Regions from separate parts of the Homo sapiens genome. Here regions 2, 3 and 4 are each linked to region 1. The links are chromatin contacts, found by Hi-C or POLR2A ChIA-PET in ENCODE. All regions are on one chromosome and are shown on one strand. Each heading gives the region's core, a stretch centred on a gene start or an enhancer-like site at or near the end of the contact. The rest is flanking DNA. Distances are from core to core; before and after follow the strand shown.

What was found. Hi-C counts contacts between places; a loop is a spot of excess contacts on that map. ChIA-PET counts read pairs that join two places held with the same protein, here RNA polymerase II (POLR2A). Pooled maps may share reads with other maps.
Region 2: a loop to region 1 is called in a pooled map, with 14 times the contacts of the local background. The contact joins the promoter of OLMALINC here to the promoter of MMS19 in region 1. A Hi-C loop is called at or near these places in 6 of 50 pooled maps.
Region 3: a pooled map shows a loop between it and region 1 (2.1-fold over the local background). The contact joins the promoter of PKD2L1 here to the promoter of MMS19 in region 1. A Hi-C loop is called at or near these places in 1 of 50 pooled maps.
Region 4: a pooled map shows a loop between it and region 1 (11-fold over the local background). The contact joins the promoter of CUTC here to the promoter of MMS19 in region 1. A Hi-C loop is called at or near these places in 1 of 37 single-sample maps with no recorded cell type and 11 of 50 pooled maps. POLR2A ChIA-PET finds 5 or more read pairs at or near these places in 1 of 52 experiments (A549).

The regions. Positions count from the first base shown.
Region 1 is chr10:97,497,051-97,499,940 of GRCh38, reverse strand. MMS19 (MMS19 cytosolic iron-sulfur assembly component) reads left to right here and starts at 1,519. Exons shown (of 31, transcript NM_022362.5): 1 at 1,519-1,668. The coding sequence starts at 1,557. UBTD1 (ubiquitin domain containing 1) reads right to left here and starts at 1,017. Exons shown (of 3, transcript NM_024954.5): 1 at 668-1,017. The coding sequence starts at 737. RefSeq lists silencers at 398-597, 608-1,367 and enhancers at 1,608-1,777, 2,138-2,187, 1,864-2,394.
Region 2 is chr10:100,372,099-100,374,988 of GRCh38, reverse strand. It overlaps OLMALINC (oligodendrocyte maturation-associated long intergenic non-coding RNA), which reads right to left and starts at 1,413. Exons shown (of 3, transcript NR_026762.1): 1 at 977-1,413. RefSeq lists enhancers at 84-653, 654-1,221, 1,291-1,420, 1,222-1,791, 1,521-1,850.
Region 3 is chr10:100,328,705-100,331,594 of GRCh38, reverse strand. PKD2L1 (polycystin 2 like 1, transient receptor potential cation channel) reads left to right here and starts at 1,367. Exons shown (of 16, transcript NM_016112.3): 1 at 1,367-1,726; 2 at 2,271-2,384. The coding sequence starts at 1,492.
Region 4 is chr10:99,730,867-99,733,756 of GRCh38, reverse strand. CUTC (cutC copper transporter) reads right to left here and starts at 1,523. Exons shown (of 9, transcript NM_015960.3): 1 at 1,348-1,523. The coding sequence starts at 1,408. It overlaps COX15 (cytochrome c oxidase assembly factor COX15), which reads left to right and starts at 1,630. Exons shown (of 9, transcript NM_078470.6): 1 at 1,630-1,797. The coding sequence starts at 1,708. RefSeq lists an enhancer at 1,709-1,928.

The DNA.
Region 1 (2,890 bases), core at 270-2,769:
GCGTTGCGCGGGCCTGGAGGATCACCAGCGAGCGATCTCACTCCCAAAGCTGGGAAGGATCCCAACAATCCCAAGGGTGACTCTCACCCCGCACCCCATCTTTTATAGACTCCCAGACGGCCGAGAGGCTCTAAAAACCCCTGCGGGAAAAATAAAGATTTCTTTCCCAGAGTCCTGCGCTGCTTTGCAAGTCGGATTCCCGCAGACACGATCTGCAGCTCGATAATGACACAGTCTTTGGAAGGAGCGACTGTTCTCGCCTCGCTCGCTCCGAGTTCTGGGGACGCCTGGCTGCCCGCGCCGTGCCCCGACGGGCCGGCGTCCGACCCCGGCCGGAGCTGCCAGGCCAGCGGCGCCCTCGCCCCCGGCCTCCTCCCGATCCGTCGGCCCCGCTGCGGTCTGCAAACATTTCCTGCCCCCACCCCCACCAGGAGCTACCCAGTTGGAGAGAGTTGGTCGCGCAGCCGGCTCAGTGCTCGCAGTTGCCCCAACTCAGCTCCCCCGGCCGCCCGGCGCTGGGGAGCGGCCCCCTCTGGCTGCGGAGCAGCCCATCGGGGAAACCCAAGCGCCAGCACCAGTGGGGAGTCCATCGGTAAGCCCAGGACTCGGGCGAGGAGGGGGACAACTGGCGGGATGCCCGAGGCCCTGCTCCCTTCCCCATCGTTACCTGCTCGCTTGCGGGGGTGTCCCGGGGCTGCCGGCCTCTCCCGGCGCTGTCTCCCCACGCAGTTGCCCATGCTGGCTCCTCAGCCAGTCCCCATGCACCGGAGGCGGCGGGGTGGTCGGCTGCTCAGCGGACGGCGGCGTCCCGGGTCAATGGCTCCGGCCGCCCGGCATCGGGCGCTCCCCGATCTCCCCCCGGGGGCGCGCTCAGCCCCAGCGATGGCTCCGCCAAAACTTTGCGGGCCAGGGGAGAGAGGGAAGTGGCAGACTCCCCAGCACGGTCCCAGGTGGCCGGGCCAGGGGGGCCCGCGACGGTGCCCGGCCGGAGACCAGCTCCGCTGGAGGGGCGGAGAGAGGGGGCGGGCACCGCCGCAGCTACTCCCGGCTCGCTCGGGGCACCAGGCAGGGGCCGGCCCCCTGGAGCCTGTCACTCACCTGCCTAACCCCGCCCCAGGCCGGCCCCTCTCCCTTCCGCCGGCTCGCGGTGCCCGCGCCGCCGCCACCACCCGCCCCAGGTGCGCATGTGACCGACAGCACCGCCCCCTAGGGCTGGGCCTGATTTTCTCATTGGCTTCCCCCGTGGTGCGTACCGCCCCTCTCCCCACCCAGCCAGGTGCCCGCCCCGCAGCCCGTCTCCCGGGGAGCCGGGCTGGGAATTATTCGCCCTCAATCGCCTCCGGCTGCGTGCCCAGCAGCCGCCTTCCCTCTCGGTGCCACCGCCCCATTTCAGGCCCCGCCCCTCCCTGGAACTGCCTAGGCAGAAGCCGGCAGGCACGTGACCCCGGCGCCCCGCCCCCTTGCGCTTCCCCGGAGATTGGCTCGGGAGGCGCATGCGCGGAGAGCCCGTCTCGAGCCACCGCCCATATCCCCTCCCACGGTCTCTAGTTCGCGTTATGGCCGCTGCCGCGGCTGTGGAGGCGGCGGCGCCTATGGGTGCCCTATGGGGCCTCGTGCACGACTTCGTCGTGGGTCAGCAAGAGGGCCCCGCTGACCAGGTGGCTGCAGGTACGGCAGACGGCGCCGCGCGCCTTCCGCATGGGGGCCAACAGGAGGGAGCGGCCTCAGTACAGGCGCCGGGCGGGAAGGGAGGAGCGGGGTGACTTTGAGAGATTGGTCTCAAGGCTGGTTAGTGAGCACCGCGAGGTTCAGAGCCGTAACAAGTTAGAGAGTTGCCTGTGTCTTCCTTAAAACCATTTACACTTCTCATCTCCCTGTAGCCAATTATAGGGAATCATTACATTTTACAGATGAGGAAACTGAGGCTCAGCGAGGGCAAGAGGACTTGCGCAGGGCTGCAGACCAGGCAGGAGGGGGAGGTGGGACTCGGACCCAGGCGTTCAGGTCCGAACCGGGTGCTCACGCCACGAAGCCATGCTGTTTGTGGGAGGTTGACGTGTGGAGGTGCATCCTCGCAGCGTCCGCTCCCGTCGCGTGGCATCCTGGGAGTGGCAGATGGCCCCGCGCTCTGACTGGCTGGAATTAAGAGGAGTTGAGGAGACGGGCCAGGAGGAGCTGGAGATGTTCTGGGTGTCCTCCTTAAGACTTTCTCTCCGTTTCTTGCTAAAGTTCTTGATTAGTTTGCTCCATGACGTTTTATGTGGCGTTTGTTTTTGTCTTCTTCCCAGACCCCCACTTTCCTGCTTTTGACCAGTTCAGAGATCTCTTAGTTCAGACAGCTTATCTAAAATTAGAATAAAACGATTTCCAGGCTTCCGTGGAGTTCTGAGACTTTGCTCTTCTAGGAAAAAAAAAAAACTACTAAAAAGTTATTGAATGTTAGGAGGCCTTCAGATCTTGGGTTTAAGTAACAATATAAAATTATCTAATGAGTAGTTTTTTTAAAAAAACTTTGGAAATTTCGTATGCTTGGAGAGAAGTAAGGACACATTTCTCTTGGATATTGAGCGTATTAACCTTTAGAATATGTAAGAAAAGAATAGTGAATCTGCTAGAAATATAATACTTTGTTCGTTAGCAGTATTCCACTTTAATTCAATCATGCCACTATTGTTGAATACATATTATTCCCCAAACATGATGCAAAGCAATAGGAATATAAATACAAATTAGGTTAGATCTGTGCCCACCAGGAACTTATAGTATGCTGGGAGAGGCAACCATTCTGTAAGAGGTGTGTGCAGCGTAGTTTGGAAGCATCAAGGAGCAAATACCTGGTGCTGCCACCAAACTTAACATCTTACAATTTTATGAAATGTAGTGTGTTATC
Region 2 (2,890 bases), core at 164-2,663, 2.9 Mb before region 1:
TGCCCAGGTTGGAGTGCAGTGGCACTATCTCAGCTCACTGCAGCCTAGACCTCCCCAGGCTCAGGTGATCCCCCCACCTCAGCCTCCCAAGTAGCTGGAATTACAGGTATGTGTCACCACACCCGGCTAATTTTTGCAGTTTTTGTAGAGTCGGGGTCTCACCATGTTGCCCAGGCTGGTCTCAAACTCCTGGGCTCAAGCAATCCTCCTACCTTGGTCTCCCAAAATGCTGGGATTACAGGCATGAGCCACCGTGCCCTGCCCAAATCTTCTTATTCTATAATTTCTCTTTAGGTCATCAATTTCTCTCCCGATCCACTATAAACCCTTTGGATCTCATCTCTACTTTTCTTCTCGACACCAGATCCTAATTCCCAACTGTCTACTGGGTATTACATCCACAGGGATGTACTTCTTGCAATTCAAATGCCACATGTCAAAAACTGAACTCCTATTCCCTTTGCAAAATCCCTCTGCTTCTCTCTTTCTCTCTCCTTTTTGCTACCTATTTCAGGTAGGGGAAGTGGTGTCCTTCCAGCCACTCAGGCTAGAAACCTCAAAGTCCTCTTCTGATTGCTGTCCTCACTCATCTCACACATCCAGTCAATAAAGTGCTATTGATTCTCCTCCCAAATGCCTCTCAGCTTGTGCCCTTCCTTTCCATTCCCACCGTGACTATCCCAGCTTTTGAGGTCCCATGACTCTTCACCAGAGTGGTAACAATAGCTTCCCAACATCTCCCAGCCCCCATCCCCCCGCTACTCTGCTCTGTTGCCATGAGAGTTAACTTTGCGAAACAGAGAGATTATTTTCCTCTCCTGCTTGAAAATATCTGATGACTTCTTATCACTTACAGAAGCAAGTCTAAACTTTCCACTGTCTCCTCCCACTCTCCCACCACACACCACCTTCCTGCGCCGGTTGCGTCAGCCTCGAACGTTCCTGAACGCTTTGCTGTTCCTGTGCTTTTACTCACGTTCTCCCCAGTGACTGCCCAATCTTTAGTGTGTTTTGCTGACTCCTGGCGCTCTGGCTTTTCCATAAGAGGCGTTTTTGCACGATTGCAGACAGGAATAAAAATGAGCTCTGCCTACTGGGCCGTCCTGGTTAGCAAGGTCTACACCACCTCAAAGGCAGCTATGGACTAAGAGCCCACAAAGAATCTCGGGTTATGAGGGAGGGGCTGGCCGTGGAGACGGCTAAAGCGCCTCATTTGTCTTCCCAGCAGGGAAGCGATGGGACCTCGGCGGGCAGGGAACGCGATCTCCACCCGTCTGGAAAACTCTCTGAGTTCTGGAGCACTGTTCGCGGCCGGACTGAGTGGCATGTCCGCATTTTCCCCATTCCAGGGTAGGGCAGACTGAGGTAGGAGAGCAGAGCCCCGAGGCCGACTCCCCGGGAAAAAAAAAAAAAGGAAAAAAGGCTCCCGCCGACCTGTGATTCACAGGAGCAAGAGGCTGGAAGGACCGCGCCTCCTGATTGGAGCAGACAGAATCAGACAAGCTTGGGGGCCGCTGATTGGCTCCGGCGTGGTCAGGCGCTGGTGGGCTGTTGTAGGTGTAAATAGCTCTTGAAGGCCCGGGTCTGTGACCGGCAGTAACCCCGGCGAGAGTGGGTGGAGAGGGAGGCGCTTCCTCTCCATTCATGTCAGCTGCCAGCCAGGCCCGGGCAGGCCGGCCCTTTAGCGGAGGGGACTGGGCAGGACGAGGCGATGGGTGTCTTCGGAGATCTTAAGCTGGGCTGAAAGTTAAACACTCACCCGCAGGGCTGAGCCAGAGCTGGCACCTTCCACACCGAGCCCCTTCCTATCTGTGACTGTTGAAAAGTTTAATGTGATGTTCTGGGTGAGGACCGAGGCGTTGGAGGTCGCTAGGAGGGTAGTTTTACGGAGTCGCGTTAATGGCTGTAGTGGGTGTACCTTAGTGACCACAGGGAGGTGGCAGCCTGTCCTCTCCTCCTCCTGGTCACCGTATTCTATTTGCGGAAAAGGTAAGAATGGAGGCTTGGATAGTCTTTCTACTAGAGATGCAACTTCTCCCACCCTCTACTCCAGGGGAAAGAGAAGTCTGTGGGGAACTGGCTTTGTAAAAAGTAGGAAAGAGGAAAGGGACAAATGGGTACACGTTAAGAAGAGGGTGACTCTCATACATTGCTGGAGAAAATTTAAAGTGGTGCAGCCACTGGGGAAACAGTTTGATGGTGCCACAAAAGGTTAAATATCAAATTAGCATCTGGCCCAGCAACTCCACTCCTAGATATAAACCCTAATAAATTATAAACGGGTACTCATATTTGCACTCAAATGTTCATGGCAGTGCTATTCACAATAACCAAAAGGTGGAAGCAACTCCAGTGTTCATCAATTGATAAATCAGTAAACCAACTGTGGTGTATTCATACAATGGAATATGAATAGGTAATAAACAGGAATGAAGTACTGATATATGCTCCAATGGGGATGAACATTGAAAGATTATGCCAAGAGAAGGAAGCCAGACACAGAAGGTCATATATTGTACGATTCCATGTATAGGAAATATCCTGAAGTGGTAAATCCACAGAGACAGAAAGCAGACTGATGGTCACCAGGGGCCGAGTGTGGGTGGGAAGATGGGGAATCACTGTTGAATGGGTTCAAGTTTTCTTTTGGGGTGAAAATGTTTTAGAACAAAAGGTAGTGTTTGCACAATGTTATGAATGCACTAAGTGCCACAGAACTGGTCAATTTAAAATGGTTAGTTCGGCCTGGCACGGTGGCTCACACCTGTAATCCCAGCACTTTGAGAGGGTGGGGCGGGCGGATCACCTGAGGTCAGGAGTTTGAGACTAGCCTGGCCAACGTGGTGAAACCCCATCTCTCCTAAAAAAAAAAAAAAAAAGAAAGAAAGAA
Region 3 (2,890 bases), core at 118-2,617, 2.8 Mb before region 1:
CTCCTGCCCTGGCCTCCCAAAGTGCTGGAATTACAGGTGTGGGCAACCACACCCAGCCAAGATCTCTTTATAGGGACACTCAAGACTGATTATTTTGACAAGGCTGATGTTTTGCTGAATGTGAAGGTGGGCTTCAGGCCAGTGAGTAGCCCTGGGTGGGGAGCCAGGAGTTAGGAGAGGAAAGTCTCTGCTCTAGCCTCAAGGAGGAGAAACTGCAGGGTGACCACCACAACCTGTGGGATCAGCCCCATTCTGGGGCATCATGCATGCCTATAGGGGAGCTGGAGCAGGTGATCAGAAGCTGGAGCAGGGCATAGGCAGGGATGTGCTTGGGGGCCCATGACACAGTTTTAATTCAGAGACCTGCAGTTATAAAGAAAGCAGATTAATCCTGATATCATGGATAGTTCCACTTTGTGCTCAAGTTTACGATTCTAGGCCCAGGACTAAGCAGAGCCATGGGAAAAGGTTCCCAGCTCAGCTGGGTCCAGATATCCACTCCCCTTTAGTCCCACATCATACTGTCCTTGTCCTTTGTTCTCCGATCCAGCCTCCCAACCAGGTCTTAGCCTTTTTCCCATACTGAGCCCCACACCCTTAAGGAACCCCCTCTCTTGGTGTATCTCACCTGTAAGCCATGGAAAGGCAAGCTTCAGAACAAGGAATATAGACAACCTAGGACTCTGTGGTCCTCTCCCCTGCCCCCTCAGTGCCCTGAAGTATGTGAGACTGGGGTTCCTCCTGCCACTGTCCTTTCCCCACGGCTGAGAGGGTGAAGTGAGGGAAGGGAGCTGCCCATCTCTGCTCCACCAGGGGACAGCTGAAGGTGAGACAGGACAGGAGCCTCAGACCCATTGACTGAACCTGGGAGGTGGGCAGAGCCTGGGAGGGGGACAGCGCTCTTCAGCTTTCCTCCCAGCCTTGGTCCCCACCCCAATCCATGTCGGCCCTTTTAGGAGCTTTTAGTGGAAATGAGCTCAGACCCGCAGCACAGGCCCCCGGCTCCCCTCCTGTCTCAGCTCCTCCCATTGCTCTTTGATCGTCTCTTCTGTCCGACCTCTGGGCCATCTCTCCACCAGGCACATCTGCGAGCAGCCCCCTTCATCCCCAGCATCGCCTTTTCCTCCCGTTTCTCCTTCCACTCCCAGCTCCACATCCTCCTCCTATTCTCCCCTCTCCCCTCTTCAAACCCCCACCTTCCAGTTCCCTCACCTCCCCTTTCGGCTGGTCCCCTGGGGCTTGCAGCAAGAGGGAGAGAGAGCTCCTGACAGGATTGATGGTCCTTCCCCACCCTGTCCTCTCATCCGCTCCCTCCCCAGCAGGCACAGACATCCCCCTACAAAAGGCAGGAGCCCAGGCTGTGTGGAAACAGCTGCTCTCAGACGCCTTTCCATTTGCTCTCTGCTGGCTAGGCTGGGCTGTGCCTCTGCTCCCTCTTCCTCTAGCTGAGAGTGGGCACCTGGGGTACCGGGCCCCCCCACCTCATTCCCCATGAATGCTGTGGGAAGTCCTGAGGGGCAGGAGCTGCAAAAGCTGGGGAGTGGAGCCTGGGACAACCCCGCCTACAGTGGTCCCCCTTCCCCACACGGGACGCTGAGAGTCTGCACCATCTCCAGCACGGGGCCTCTCCAGCCCCAACCCAAGAAGCCTGAAGATGAACCCCAGGAGACGGCATACAGGACCCAGGTGTCCAGCTGCTGCCTCCATATCTGTCAAGGCATCAGAGGTACCAGATAGGGGGACAGTTCTCCTGGGATATTAGAATCAGGAGGAGTCACCAAAAGCTTTTGGGCAGGGGGTGGGGGTGGAATGTGATCTGAAGAAGAGGTGACCTTTCGGTGTCACTTTGGGGTGTATGAATTGCCCATGGTAGTGCTGCATGACCCAGAACACAGAGGCCAGCTGAGCGGTCTACCGGTTGTGGGAGCCTGGCATGGTCATCACCTGGGGATCCAGAGAGGTATGTGGGAGCTGGTTTGAGGGAGGACATGGATGTGATGATGCCCTAGACTACCCCACCTGGAACAGGTGCCTCCTTTCCATGCCTTCATTCTCTACAAGCCAGGGCCTTCACCCCTGTCGACCTCAGGGAGCTGATGGGAAGAGCAAGCATGGGTGTGGGTACAGTAGCCAGATTCAGCCAAGGATGAAGGTGATGGGCAAGGAAGGGCAGGGGTGGAAAGGGGCTAAAGTCCAGAGACAGATGGGTGGGGATGACTGGGAGGAACACTGCCACTGAGCATCCCAGGCATCTCTCCCATGCCCCTTAGGACTTTGGGGAACAACCCTGACTGAGAACACAGCTGAGAACCGGGAACTTTATATCAAGACCACCCTGAGGGAGCTGTTGGTATATATTGTGTTCCTGGTGGACATCTGTCTACGTGAGTAGCATCTGTGTTTGTGTACATCTGTCTGTGAGAAACATCTATGTGTGCACTATATGTATAAACATTCCTGTGGGCAACATCTGTGGAGCGAGCATCTATCTGTGTAAGCAGGCTATATCCGGGAACTTTAGATAACAATATTCCAATCCCATCTATTTACCTTTGCAGCTTAAGATATTTTGTTTAAAAGGAATTTGTCAGTAGAGGAAGGCAGTTTGGTCAAGAATTACAAGGGGAAACCAGTTTTTGGCAGCCATTGTTTTCTATTGGCTGAAAAGGTGAAAGGTGAAAATATTTTACCCTTCTGTAGAGAGTGGGCTGGCACGGTGGCTCACGCCTGTAATCCCAGCACTTTGGGAGGCCGAAGTGGGCACATCACCTGAGGTCAGGAGTTTTGAGACCAGCTTGGCCAACATGGCGAAACCCTGTCTCTACTAAAAATACAAAAATTAGCTGGGTGGCAGGTGCCTGTAATCCCAGCTACTCAGGAGGCTGAGGCA
Region 4 (2,890 bases), core at 274-2,773, 2.2 Mb before region 1:
GCTTTGGGAGCCTCTGAGACTTTTCAGAGTCTGCAGGGCTACAACCGTTTTCTTAATAATTCTAACACTTTATTTGACTTTTTCACTTTAATTCTCTCACAAGTGAGAGGCGTTTTCTTTTTTGAGGCAGAGTCTCACTCTGTCACCCAAGATGGAGTGCATTGGCGCGATCTCGGCTTACTGCAACCTCCGTGAAGAGGCGTTTTCAAGAGGCTACTTGACATGTTAGACTGAATGAAGCAGCGGGCATGAGAATCCAGCTGTCTTCCATTAAGATATACTGAAGAAACTTGCAAAAATATATTTCCACTCTTTTGCTTTTTTTGTTGTTGTTGTTTAGGAATATTTCTTTTTCAAAAAAATATTATGTCAATATGTAATGGGTTTACTATGGTTATTTTCTAATCAATATTTTAAAATTTTGTTTTAATTTTATTTTTATTTTTTTGAGACGGAGTCTCGCTCTGTCGCCCAGGGTGGAGTGCAGTGGCGCGATCTCGGCTTACTGCAACCTCCGCCTCCCGGGTTCAAGTGATTCTCCTGCCTCAGCCTCCCGAGTAACTGGTATTACAGGCGCCTGCCACCATGCCCAGCTAATTTTTGTATTTTTAGTAGAGACGGGGTTTCACCATGCTGGCCAGGCTGGTCTCGAACTCCTGAGCTCAGATGATCTGTCCCCCTCGGCCTCCCAAAAAAAAATTTGTTTTAATTTCTAATACAGTCAAAATAGATAGATGTAATCCACATAAAGAAAAAATCTTTGAGGATTCTTGATAACTTTTAGGAAGGTTCCTCTTCACGGAGGAAGAGGGACTTGCCAAATTCTCTGGCACCTGCCATGCCATGCTACCCTGGCACTCAGGAAGAACTCGGGTCTTGGAGCAGCCACAAGCTCGGCCACTTGGTAGCTGCGTGACTTTGGGGACCAAGCCCCGTCCCCGCCGTGGCAGCTACAGGTAACTGCAGGTTAGGAACTGGGCTCCGCGCTCGACAATTAACTATCCCAGCGGAGTACTGGCTGCTGGTGCGGGCGGTACTGGCATCCTCGTGTGGCGACGGAAAAAACGTGAAGCTGAAGTTAACCAACTTGCACAAGGTCGCAGGGCCGTTATGAGGGGACCCCGGGACTCGAACCTTGGCTCCACAGCTGAGCCATTCTCGCTACCTGCCCCTCGTCACGCCCTCCGTTTCCACACCTTTAACGCCTCAAAGATAGAAGGTGCCGCCCAAGGGGCTGGAAGGAGCTGAGGAAACGACTCCAGAAGAAATCACCACTGACTACGACTCCCGCCGGCCCGCCCCGGGGAGCCTTCGGCCGACCGTCCCCTCCCCCGCCACCTTCCGCACCGGCCTTCCCGGACGGTATCCGCGCTCGTTTTCGCTCAGAGGAGGCCCCCTGCCTTTTCATGCTCCACGCGTTCCTCCCTCGTGCGCCTGCAGTTTCCACTTGGAATTTGGGCTCCGGCGCGCACCAGCTAAGAAGCGCGTCAACAGCTGCGCGCGCCCGTGCGCGCGTCCCCGACACCTACGCCCCAGCAGCCCCCGCGAAAGCGGAGTCGCAACGCAGGCGCACTTCTGTTCGCTCCGGTCCCCAGAGAAGGCGGGGCTCCCGCTGCCCGACCCGGAAGTGCTTCTCTTTTCCTTGGCGGAGGAGGGAGACCACAGAGCCCTGGGTTGTGGAAGAGGTGGCTGTTCCCTGTCATCAGTATGCAGCGATTGCTCTTTCCGCCGTTGAGGGCCTTGAAGGGGAGGCAGTATCTGCCGCTCCTGGCTCCTAGGGCAGCGCCTAGAGCACAGGTACCGCACTGCAGCGGACTCCGAGTCGCGGGAGCGGGGATGGAGTGAAAGGGCCGGGATAAAGATAATGTAGAGCCCCACATCACGTTTCCGGAGCTCCTTACAGTGCACTCACAACGCATAGGTTCAGATCAGAGCCCCTAGGTTCAGATCTGGAACATTGACCTGCTGTGTGGTATTGGCCAAGTTAATTAAACTTTCTGTTCTTCAGTTTCCTTATCTGTAAAATGGGGATAACAATACCTACTTTAAGGTTTGTTATGAGGATTACATTCTTTAATATACATCAGGCCTTTAGCACATGGTAAAAGCTGAGTAATTTTTACCCATATAGTTTATTTTTGCTTAAAAAGTTCCAAGTAGTCAGATGAGGAAGTATTACTGCATCCTACAGAGAAGGAAATTGAGGCTTAAAGTTACTTTTCTAAAGGTGACTCAGTTAATCAGAAATAGGAAACCGAGCATGGATCTTTGGACTCACAGGGATATAGTAAGAAGAGGGCATGCATTTGCTTAACTAGTAATTATTGAGTGGTTATTATATATTAGGAACTGGAAAAAGAAAGATAAATATTACAAGACTCCTGCCCTGGAGGAAGTCAGTTTATTCATTTGCGAAATCCTTATCATGGTCTCATTATATAAAGGAACAGTGTTAGAAACAAAGCTAGCAGAAGGGAGAGAGCAAGACTGACCGGACACTGCCACCCCAAAGCTCATAGTTTAGTGGGAGATACAAACAGATGAACCTGAAGGTAGAGTGATGTGCTGCATAACAACATTTTGGTCAACAACAGGCCACAGATACAGTCATGGTCCCATAAGATTATAATGGAGCTGCCTTTCCAAGTGTACCTTTTTTTTAAAAAAAAATCTTTTTCTCTAAATTTCTTTTTTAGAGACAGCGTTTTACTTTGTCACCCAGGCTGGAGTGCTGTGGCATGATTATAACTCACTGCAGCCTCCAGCTTGGAAATCCTGGCCTCAAGCATCCTCTTACCTCAGTCACTTAAGTAGCTAAGACTACAAGTGTGTGCCACTGTGCCTAATTTTTGAAAAAATAGAGATAGGGGGTCTCGCTACATTGCCCAGG